2 separate regions of the Homo sapiens genome follow, and region 1 is linked to region 2. The links are chromatin contacts, found by Hi-C in ENCODE. All regions are on one chromosome and are shown on one strand. Each heading gives the region's core, a stretch centred on a gene start or an enhancer-like site at or near the end of the contact. The rest is flanking DNA. Distances are from core to core; before and after follow the strand shown.

Evidence for each region. A loop is a pair of places that touch in the nucleus more often than their neighbours do. Pooled maps may share reads with other maps.
Region 1: a loop to region 2 is called in a map of naive thymus-derived CD4-positive, alpha-beta T cell, with 4 times the contacts of the local background. The contact joins the enhancer-like site here to the promoter of LINC01476 in region 2. A Hi-C loop is called at or near these places in 2 of 168 maps with a recorded cell type or tissue (Caco-2 and naive thymus-derived CD4-positive, alpha-beta T cell), 8 of 37 single-sample maps with no recorded cell type and 7 of 50 pooled maps.

Annotation. Positions count from the first base shown.
Region 1 is chr17:59,638,133-59,643,826 of GRCh38, forward strand. All of the region lies in intron 1 of CLTC (clathrin heavy chain), which reads left to right. Among named protein-coding and RNA genes, the nearest start is that of CLTC, 21 kb to the left of the region's middle. RefSeq lists a silencer at 4,130-4,209. Within about 2 kb of position 4,104, at least 6 of the 41 ENCODE cell types and tissues checked have a DNase peak (open chromatin) inside an H3K27ac peak, as active enhancers do.
Region 2 is chr17:59,525,333-59,530,884 of GRCh38, forward strand. It overlaps LINC01476 (long intergenic non-protein coding RNA 1476), which reads right to left and starts at 1,525. Exons shown (of 3, transcript NR_110813.1): 1 at 1,148-1,525. LOC105371847 (a long non-coding RNA gene) reads left to right here and starts at 4,459. Exons shown (of 3, transcript XR_934889.2): 1 at 4,459-4,744; 2 at 5,406-5,552.

The DNA of each region.
Region 1 (5,694 bases), core at 2,854-5,353, 120 kb after region 2:
CAAAAAAGCTAACCTTGAGCTGGCTTAAAGTACTGATATGTTGTATGTATTAATAGTTAATATCAGTGAGCTCTGGGTTGCTTGATCCCAGGAGTTTAAGGATACAGTGAGCTGTGATCACATCACTGCACTCCAGCTTGGGTGACAGAGCAAGACCCTATCTCTTGCACTCCAGCTTGGGTGACAGAGCAAGACCCTGTCTCTTAAAAAAAAACAGAAGGCAATATCTGTTGAGCTGTTAGATGTCAGGCATTGTTCTTTGCATTCACATTAAATCTTCACACCTCTGAGATAGATACTGTCATCTCAAATGTTTCATATGAGAAAACATAAACACAGCCTGTGTTCTCTAGATCAGTGGTCCACAACCTTTTTGGCGGCACCAGGGACCAGTTTTGTGGAAGAAAATTTTTCCACCGGTTGGGGGTGGGAGTGGGGGTGGGATGGTCTCAGATGAAATTGTTTCACCTCAGATCACAAGGCATTCGTTAGATTCTCATAAGGAGTGAGCAACCTAGATCCCTCGCTTGCACAGTTCACAATAGGGTTCGCGTGCCTATGAGAATCTAATGCCGTGGCTGAAATGACAGGAGGTAGAGCTCAGGCGGTGATGACTGCTCATTGGCTGCTCACCTTCTTCTGTGTGGCCCAGTTGCTAACGGAATACTGGTCTGCGGCCTGTGGTTCGGGATCCCTGCTCTAGATTATGGGGAAGCCGAAGTACTATTTTCTCATTATAAAAACAGAATCCTACCTTTTACTCCCCACCTCCCCCTGTTAATAGAAGTTGGAATGGAGAAGGAAGGAGATGCATTTTAAAATCATTTGTAACATGTAACTCCAGGGTACTTCAGAGTTTTAAAGAATAAATAGGGAATAAATTTGTTTAATTGCCTTTTTAGATCCAGGTTTAGGTGTCAAGTCCTAAAGTAGTGCCACTTGCAGACCAAAATCGAATCTGGAAACCAAATGAGTTACAAAGTTTGGGTGCTTTTCTGTAAAAACAAGGAAGCAGTTTATTTGTATACTTTTGTGTCTTGTGCCATTCTGTTGGAAAAGGGCGGAGGAAATACATACTTTCATATGCTACAGGATAACTCTGAAATGCAAAAGTATCTCTAATTGCTTAGGGGAGAAGGGTATTACTGGAAAGACGGGGTGGGTGACTTTTCATAGTATAACCTTTTGTAAGATTTTAGTGCTTTACTGTATGCACGTGATAACTATTCAAAAAAACAAGCCCCTTTTTTTGGACCCAGTTTATTGACTCCATATTCTTATAACAGCAAAATAAAAATTCTTTTAAGTTAAAAAAAACTTTATCATAGGAATTTCCAAGCATATGTTAAAATAGGATATCTCCAGCTTCAACACTAATGGCATTTTGCAGATTGAGAGGATAATAAAATGTAGCTGTAGTTTGGATACATGTATCCAGATATATTACATGTATTTCAGATATGTCCTCTGAAAATACCTGCAAGTTTATAGAGAATGTTGTATATGTCCTTTGACTTTATCCATGCTTAGTTCCATAGTGTATAATTCAGTTTATGGCTGGGTACAGTGGTTCATACCTGTAATCCCAACACTGGGAGGTCGAGCTGGGAGGATTACTTGAGCCCAGGAGTTCGAGACCAGCCTGGGTAACATAGGGAGAACCTGTCTCTTAAAAAAAAAAAAAAATTAGCCAGGCATGGTGGCGCCTGTAGTCTCAGGTACTGAGGAGGCTGAGGTAGGAAGATCACTTGAGCCTGGGAGGTCGAGGCTGCAGTGGTACCACTGCACTCCAGCCTGGGCAACAGGGCAAGACCCTGTCTCAATAAATAAAGAATAAAAATACAATTCAGTTTCTGTGGTATAGCTTATATGCCATCACACCTTTATAACTGACTGAGAATACTTTATGGTTACTATGTGCTGTTTTGAAAATAAAACCTGTTTAAAAATATGTTGCATTTTAAAAGTTTTAATCTATATTGATATTACTAGACATAGTTATATAGTTTGGCCACCCTGTTACATGCTCCTACTGTAAGGGTATACCTAAACCAGACTTGCAGTTAATAAGAGTGACTTGTCCTATTATTGTGTGCTTTGGCATATTTCTCTTTTGAGTATATAACAGGAAAATATGGGAAGAATTGCTGAGTGTTCTAGACATTCTCACTCAAAAGGAACATCAGTAAGGAAAACAATCTTACCTACCTTATTTGAAGAGGTGGAAGCAAATTTAACCTTCTCTTAGCCAATACGGTCACTTGAAGTTCTTTTTTTTTTTTTTGCCAAAGTCTTGCTCTGTCACTCAGGCTGGAGTGCAGTAGGGCGGTCTTGGCTCACTGCAACCTCCGCCTCCCGGGTACAAGCGATTCTCCTGCCTCAGCCTCTGGAGTAGCTGGGACTACAGGCGTGTGCCACCATGGGCCCGGCTAATATTTTGTATTTTTAGTAGAAACGGGGTTTCACTGTGTTAGCCAGGATGATCTCGATCTCCTGACCTCGTGATCCACGCCCCCTTGGCCTCCCAAAGTGCTGGGATTACAGGCATGAGCCACCACGCCCAGCCGAAGTTCCTGTCTTTTTTTCCTCACAATTAGGAAGGCTATATAGGAAGGAGCAGGGTCCTGTTCAGTTGTGTAAATGACCACCACTTAAGTGTGCTTTTTTAATATGTTTAAACATGTGCCATTATTAAGAATTTGACACGGCTGGACGCCGTGGCTCATGCCTGTATTCCCAGCACTTTGGGAGGCCAAGGCGGACGGAACATGAGGTCAAGAGATCGAGACCATTCTGGCCAACGTGGTCAAACCCCATCTGTACTAAAAATACAAAAATTAGCTGGACGTGGTGGTGCACGCCTGTAGTCCCAGCTACTTGGGAGGCTGAGGCAGGAGAATTGCTTGAACTGGGGAGGTAGAGGTTGCAGTAAGCCGAGATCATGCCACTGCATTCCAGCCTGGTGACAGAGCGAGACTCGGTTTCAAAAAAAAAAACAAAAAACTTGCAACTTCAGAATTATGTTCATGTTTGCTGGTGTTTTAACTCAAACTGGGACATAAATCCTAGGGAAGTAACCCATATCACTGTTGTTCTAATAACTGCATTCGTAGTAGAATAACACTACATTCACTAGTAGAGGCTGAGGGAGAGAGGAAAAGAAGGAATTACAGGTTACAGGCTACTTTTCTGTTCTTGTCTAGACTGAGGCTGACTGACTTGTCTAGACTGAGGCTGAGGCAGGTGGACCATGAGGTCAGGAGATCGAGACCATCCTGGCCAACATGGTGAAACTCCATTTCTACTAAAATACAAAAAATTAGCCGGGCATGTTGGCGCACTCCTGTAGTCCCAGCTACTCGGGAGGCTGAGGCAGGAGAATCACTTGAACCTAGGAGGCAGAGGTTGTAGTGAGCTGAGATCGAGCCACTGTACTCCAGCCTGGCTGGCGACAGAGCAAGACTCCATCTCAAAAAAAAAAAAAAAAAAAAAAAAGAGTTTGTCACTTGCCTCCTGTTTAATTTTGCATTTTTTAAATAAAGTATATCTATTCCACATGGACTATTTTGATTAGTACCAATACATTCCTGAAGGAGATCAAAGATATATATGCATAGCTCTCTTGGTAGCATATGTTTAATGAGAAAGTAATATAAGGATTACATAGATTAGGGTTGCAGGCAGTTCTGTCACTTTAAAGCCAGATCTTTTATTTACCTTATTTTTTAAAGTTTTTGCAGAGATGGGGTCTCATTATGTTGCCCAGGCTGGTATCAAACTCCTGGGCTCAAGTGATCCTCTCATCTCAGCCTCCCAAAGTGCTGGGATTATAGGTGTGAACCAAGGTGCCAGGCCAAATCTTTGTTGTTTTTTTTTTTTTTTTTTTTTTTTACAAGTAAAATACCCTGAGGCTGAAGGTCATTGCTAACTGATGCAGCGTGTTTTTCTTACTGCTTTTTTTCTGGGGATCTAACAAGGAATTGGAAACACAGGTTTTTGACTTTCCTTTTTCCTCCTCATTGTTTTCTGATAGTGTTTTCTTAAAGTCATCTTCCACCTGCCTCTGAAGTTGAGAAGTAGGAAGGAATCTGTTAGAATCACTTGGGGTTCAGTTAGTAGTGTCTGTGGTTTGCTTCCTTTTGTGGTTTTGAATTTAATTTCACTATTTGACTAACACTATTTTTACTCCGACTTCCTCAAACACTGTGGGACTTAAGCTGTGACAGGTGAAACTCAGTGCCTTAGATGAAGGCTTGGTAGAGACTTAGAAACATAGAATTCTTACAGGGTAGCTTAGGATTCTTACAGCATAACTTACTGCTTTTAGGTATATAGCTCTATGAACTTTATGAGCCCACTGGAATGTTTTCTCCAATTATCGGAAAGGATAATTATCAATTAAACTTAAGGAGTCTAAGGACCCTCTACTCAGAAAAATAGATGTGAGATCCTGTCTCAAAAGAAAAGTTAAAGTCAGGAAGAAGTTAAAATTAATGGTTTATAAGGCTTTACTATAACTAAATACATTATAAGTTACATACTTTAAAGCTAGTGTATTTGCCTTGCATTACAGCATATACTTGAGCTTGTAAAGCAGGTTAATCTACTTTATTACGATGTTTGTATTAATGGTTAGAGAGTTGTTTGACTTCTTGCCCCTATATTCAGTGACTGAGTTACTGTAACTACACTTTATAACTGAGTTATAACATTAATAACTTAATACCAGTAGTAATTGAGATAGAAGAGTGAAGAGAAAGTAAAATGTAGCCTTGTAGTCTTATGTTATATCTTATTCAGAGCCTGGCCTGGTTATGTTTAAGCACTATTAGCAGAAGAGTTTCAGAAGAGAATTTAAATAAAATACAGTTAACTTGGCTGGTTTAGTCCATAAGATAATAGTGACAGTGGTGGTGTTTGTGGAGGAAAACTGTATTGCTAGAGGACAAGGGTGACAGAAAGACTTGATTTTTTTTTTTCCATGCTTTTTCTTTTCTGGGGTGTGTGTGTGTGTGTGTGTGTGTGTGTGTGTGTGTATTTTGTACCATGCGAATTTATTATATTACCTTTGGAGGAAAGGGGGATAAAACTAGTCTGGCCAAGGCTAATAAAATAAAGCCTCCATGTAGCTTCTTTTAGTAGGACTTAATCTGTTACAACATAGTTAGTCACCCAGAGTATTAATAACCCACTATGGTAGAGATTTCTTCCTAGTAACAAGTGACTTTTGTTCTTACATACTTAATTGGTTTGCAAAGACCTACCATCTTTAGATCCACTATATTTGTTTAGCAGATACTTTAGTATTTTCTGAGTACACAAAGCAAATCTAATTCCATTATTTTCCTTGTTAAAATCCTTAAGTAGCTCCCTTCGCCTGTAGAATAAACTCAGGATTCTTACTGAGGTATGTTTAGCTTGTTGGTCTGGCCCTTGCTCATTTCTCTAACCTTAATTGTGTACTCCCTCAATCCTATAGTGTTACAAAAGTACTTGTAGTTCCCTTAGCCAACCACACTTTTACGTCTCTGTGCTTTACCACATGCTCTTTCTGTTGAGAATTCTCTCGCCTGCCTCCTTTGAACACATTGCTTTAGCTGTGTAGCCTTTGACAAGATCCCTCTTACATATCTTTGTTTTGGCACTTTTTGCACAGAATTAGAACTTGTTTGCTCTTGCTATTCAAGTTCCTTT
Region 2 (5,552 bases), core at 275-2,774:
AAACCTCAGTGAAATTTAAGTTTCGCCCAATCACCTTACAAATGAAGCTCAATTCACAAGTCCCATAGTCTCAGACAGAGCTGTCAGTACATTCTTAGTTCTGTAGCCCCCTACATACAAGTGAGAAAGAAAGTTTTTATCATTAAAAAACAGAGACCAAAACAAATAAACAGGACAACAAAATGTAGAGGTATTGAGATAATGCAAGAAGTAAAATAAATAAATAATAAAACTGTTAAAGACGTCTTCAGAGAGATAAGAGAAGATACGCACTTATGAAATAATACAGAGCCCTTGGAAATTGAACATATAGCAGGAGCAAAAACTTTAATAAAGGAATTGGAAGATGAAATTGAAGACTCTTTTAGAAAGAAGAAAAAAAAGACAAGAAAGTGGAAATTGAAGAGAAAAAAAATAAGGAACCTATTGGATCACTGCAGAATGTCCAATACCTGCCTATAATGTGAAATCCTGCATGGCAAGGATTTTGTATGTTTGATCATTGCGTAGAATAGAACCAGACACACAGTAGGCCATCAATAAATAGTTCTGCAAGAAATCAATTTTCAGAGTGTAAGGATCCACTCAGAACAAGAATGGGGAAAGACTCATGCCAACACACACGATTGTGAAACTTCAGAACATCAGAGACAAAGGGATCTTCAAAGCCTCTGGAGAGGAGAAAAAACACATACTCAAGGATCAAGAGTCAGATTGGCTTTGAACTTTAGAATAGCAAAGTTGGAAACATTATATTCCAGTAAGGAGTCATCCTGCACTTTTTATACATTCTTTCAAATGTCCAGTGATACAGAGAAACCTTTTTCATTCACCCCCAGTGACAGAGCAATCTTGAATATCTTGCAAGATTACACCTTATTTGCAAGCACATATGTGAACTAAATTCTTTCAAAATATTGTCATCAAAAATGATTAGCAAAGCAAGTTAACGTCTAAAGTTTTGTGGCTTGATATTAACTCCTTGGTGCTCAATTAAAATAAAACCCATTTATTATTCAGTCTATTTTGTGTTCCTTCATTGCATGCAATTGCAACAAGTAGACATTGGAGGCAAAAAGTAAGATTACATAACACAAAATAGATTCTCAAATGTTCCTCCAACAAAGCAGAAACGAATAATGCTTACCTCTGGTCAGTATTCATGTGGTGACCAGGGTTAGTGGTACTGCCATGAGGCTCCATGTGGCTGGATTGTTGATATTTTCTGTCAACTGTCAGTGACAGAAACTCAACTCAGTCTAGTTTTAGCTCCTGGAAATGGGAAGTCCAAGGGGTGGGTCCTGCATCAGGCATAACTGGATCTAAGAGTGCAAATCATGTCATGGGATCTCTCCTTTTACCCTTCTCTTCACTGCTCTTCTGTTTTCTCTGTGTGGCTTCATTTCCAGGCAGGCCATCCCCATGTGGAAGCAAAGATGGCCAGCAAACAGCTCAGGCTTACGTTTTCCTCATGGCTAGCAATTCAACTCTTGCTTTCCCAGCATTTGCATCCATCTTTGGAAAGAATTTAGATTATGTCACTTGCTCCCTCCTTGACCAATTGTGTGATAGGGAGAATTAGGCACTGTGATTGGGCTGCCTGGTTCATAAACTGATGAGATTTGTTTTAGGGCCAGATGGTTGGTATCTGTGGGGAGAGAAAGGATACAGAAGTTGGGAATCAAGCAGGTTCTGGATTTAAACCCATGTATCTGACAGACCCACCTAAATCCCATAGAGTGGGAGGGTGATAGCTTTCAAAAGAAGAGGATCAGAAAAGACTCCTCCCCATCCTCCTCCCCTCAAGATAACAGATGATCACTTACATGAGATTTTCCCTAGGAGTCAAAATTCTTCACGCTGTAAGATACTAAATAAAATGCAATCGTTTTAAGAAGAGCATACTTGAGAAAATTATCACCTTGAAGTGATGGACGGCTTAATTAGAATTTAAAAAAAGAAAAAAACACAACCCACGGCATTATCCAAATTACTTGAGGTATAACATACAAACTCTTTGGTTTCTAGGAGATATGTAAATGATTCACTTGTATTTTTAATTTGTAAGTAAATGGTGCCAGGTTTCCAGACAGAAACTGAAGCCAAATCTTTATCCATGGAACTTCACAGTGAGAGGCACATCTTAGAGATGAATACAAATCAATAATACAAATTACCCTTATCTAAGTGCCCCAATATTGTACCTCTTGTGCTCTGGTTATCATATTCCCACAGCTCTGGGTGTTTCAAATTAGATGTGGATTCTTCCACTTTTTTTTTTTTTTTGAGACAGGTTCTCACTTTGTTGACCAGGCTGGAGTGCAGTGGCATGATTACAGCCCACTGCACCATTGGCCTCCCAGGCTCAAGCGATCCTCCCACTTCAGCCTCCAGAGCAGCTGGGACTACAAGCATGCGCCACCATGCCTGCCTAATTTTTTTGTATTTTTGGTAGAAACGGGGTTTCGCCGTGTTGCCTAGGCTGATCTCAAACTCCCGGGCTCAAGTGATCCACCCACCTCAGCCTCCCAAAGTGCTGGGATTACAGGTGTGAGCCATCACACCTGGCCTCTTATTTTTTAAACATCTCCTTTATTGTACTTTATAGCTTCAGAATTGAGCTGATCAAAATACATGCTATTCAACTTGCATAGTAAAATCTTTCCTTGTGTCTGTCAGAACCTGCCTAACTCCTTACTTCTATATCCTTCATCTCCCAACAGATACCAACCTTCCAGCCCCTAAAACAAATCTCAGCCCCAGGAGGGCACTCATGTCCGTCATTCAGAGATTTGGCACACAAAGTCATACTCATTGCTAGGCTAGCTCTGACATGCTCCAATAACTGGACTTCCTACTTGTCTCCAAAACCAGGCTTTCTGGTAACCAGTTTTTGTAACTACATCCCTGTCTGTTCCCTGTGCCTGGATCCCTGACTTAGAAACCTACTGAGAACCACACTTTCTTTAGACCTGGAGGCCTGCCTTGTTCTTATCAGTCTCTATTCTTATCATACCTAGGGACAGAAGGTGTGCTCCACAACTTCAGCCTAAATATCTGACAGATAACTCTCCATATTTGGAGATCTATTCAGGGAAACACTTAACATCTACCACCTGAGACATTCCATCTTCTTTGTATTGAGATGACAGGTACTGACTTTTCTTTTCTTCCTTCCTTCCTCTTTCTTTATTTTTTCTTTTCTTTTCTTTTTTTTCTTTTTCTTTTTCTTTTTTTTGGAGACCGTGTCTTGCTCTGTCACCCAGGCTGGAGTTCAGTGGCGCGATCTCAGTTCACTGCAACCTCTGCCTCCCAGGTTCAAGCGATTCTCCTGCCTCAGCCTCCTGAGTAGGTGGGATTACAGGCGTGCAACACCATGCCCAGCTAATTTTTGTATTTTTAGTAGAGATGGGGTTTTGCCATGTTGGCCAGACTGGTCTCGAACTCCTGACCTCAGGGGATCCACCTGCCTCGGCCTCCCAAAGTGGTGGGAATACAGGCGTACAGGCATAAGCCACTGATCCTGGCTTTTTTTTTTTTTTTTGCCAGAGTCGTGCTCTGTTGCCCAGGCCGCAGTGCAGTGACTCAATCTCAGCTCACTGCAGCCTTGACCTACCTGGGTTCAGGTTATCCTCCCACCTCAGCCTCCTGAGTAGCTAGGACCACAGGCTTGCACCACCACACCCGGCTAGTTTTTGTATTTTTTGTAGATACAGGATTTCTCCATGTTGCCCAGGCTGTGGGTACTGACTTTTCTTGGACTGTTACCTAATGTCTCTTGCTGTACCTGCCCAAGGTAGATTTACCCCCCACCCCACCTGTGCCCATCGCTGTCCCTTTCCATGCCTGTTTTACCTTGGTGGAGGAACTCTCTTCCAGTTCTTGCCCTTCTCTACACCTCTGAGGAAAGCAAGATTATTTCCCATCCTGCTGCATTTTCTCAATAACGTGAGTTTCATTTCATGAAAAAAATTACTCTTTAGGCAGAGTATTTTAAGTGGATGCTGGGAGAGTAAAGCCAAGCTGGATTGTGTAATTTTTACACATCTTTTGTGTTGCTCTCATAAGACAATTTATACTTAACTTCCTTTATTATTCCACATTTTGTCATTTTTGTCTCTTTAGCATCTTTTTCCTCCTCCCCACCCCCCCATCACCATTTTTTTTTTCGATACAGAATCTCACTCTCACACAGGCTGGAGTGCAGTGGCATGATCTCAGCTCACTGCAACCTCTGCCTCCCAGGTTGATTCTTGTGCCACAGCCTCTCAAGTAGCTGGGATTACAGGCGCACACCACACGCTTGGCTTAATTTTGTATTTTCAGTAGAGATGGGGTTTCACCATGTTGGCCAGGCTAGTCTTGAACTCCTGGCCTCAAATAATCCACGTGTCTTGGCCTCCCAAAGTGCTGGGATTACAGGCGTGAGCCACAGTGCCCAGCCCTTTTCGTCCCCGTATTTTGATAATTGAGTGCCCCTTACCATGTGGGAACTAACTCTTACCCATTTGATCCATAGATCTTCCCTAGGATTCGATGTGTACATGTTTGGAGAGAAAAGCTGAGGTACTTAGGCTATGATGTAGGCCTGGGCCTACTGGAGCTATCTTCCCCGACCTTTAAAGTCACCCTGAAGAAAGCTTGAAGGCACCAAGTAATCAGGGAATGAAGCCAAGCCAAGTAGAGATGACAAAGAAGAGGCAGAAAGTCATAATGACACATACAACCCTGTCCTTCCCAGTAGGTGAGCCAATAAACCACTTTTTTTTTTTTTTTTGCTTTGCTTAAGCTACTTTGAGTTGAATTTTTGTCCTTATAATGAAGAGTCCCAACTAATATAGCCCTGTATTTCAAGAAATTCACATATCTGGCCAGGCACAGTGGCTCACATCTGTAATCCCAGCACTTTGGGAGGCCTAGGTGGGTGGATCACCTGAGGTCAGTAGTTCGAGACCAGCCTGACCAATATGGTGAAACCCCATCTCTACTTAAAATACAAAAATTAGCCAGGTGTGGTGGGGTGCACCTGTAGTCTGAGCTACTCGGGAGGCTGAGACAGGAGAATTGTTTTAACCTGGGAGTCAGAGGTTGCAGTGATCCAAGATATCATCACTGAACTCCAGCCTGGGCGACAGAGTGAGAGTCCATCAAAGAAAGAAAGAAAGAGGGAGAGAGAAGGGAGGGAGGGAGGGAAATTCACATATCTAACCAAAATCCACATGTTAGAGGTCTGAGGGCTAAGCTCTTCTTTTTTCTTTCCCTTCAAGCTCTATCCCACCCCTCCGAAAGCAGATCTGGGGAGGGTTTCCTTGTAACTTGTGTTGAAGCAATGTGGCTTAAGTCCAAAGCTGAAGTAGGGCTTTCACTAATTCTATTCACATCCAGGCTTTCCAATCTATCTTTAGAAAAAGTTGGCTCTGCCAGGAAGACACTCCTTAAGCCAGTGGTGCATAGGATCAAGATCTGTTTCATAAACCCTGGCACTGCAGAAGAGATAGCATAGCAAGCATATGTGAGAGAACAAACCCCCTTTTCAGTGCATGGCTCCTGGT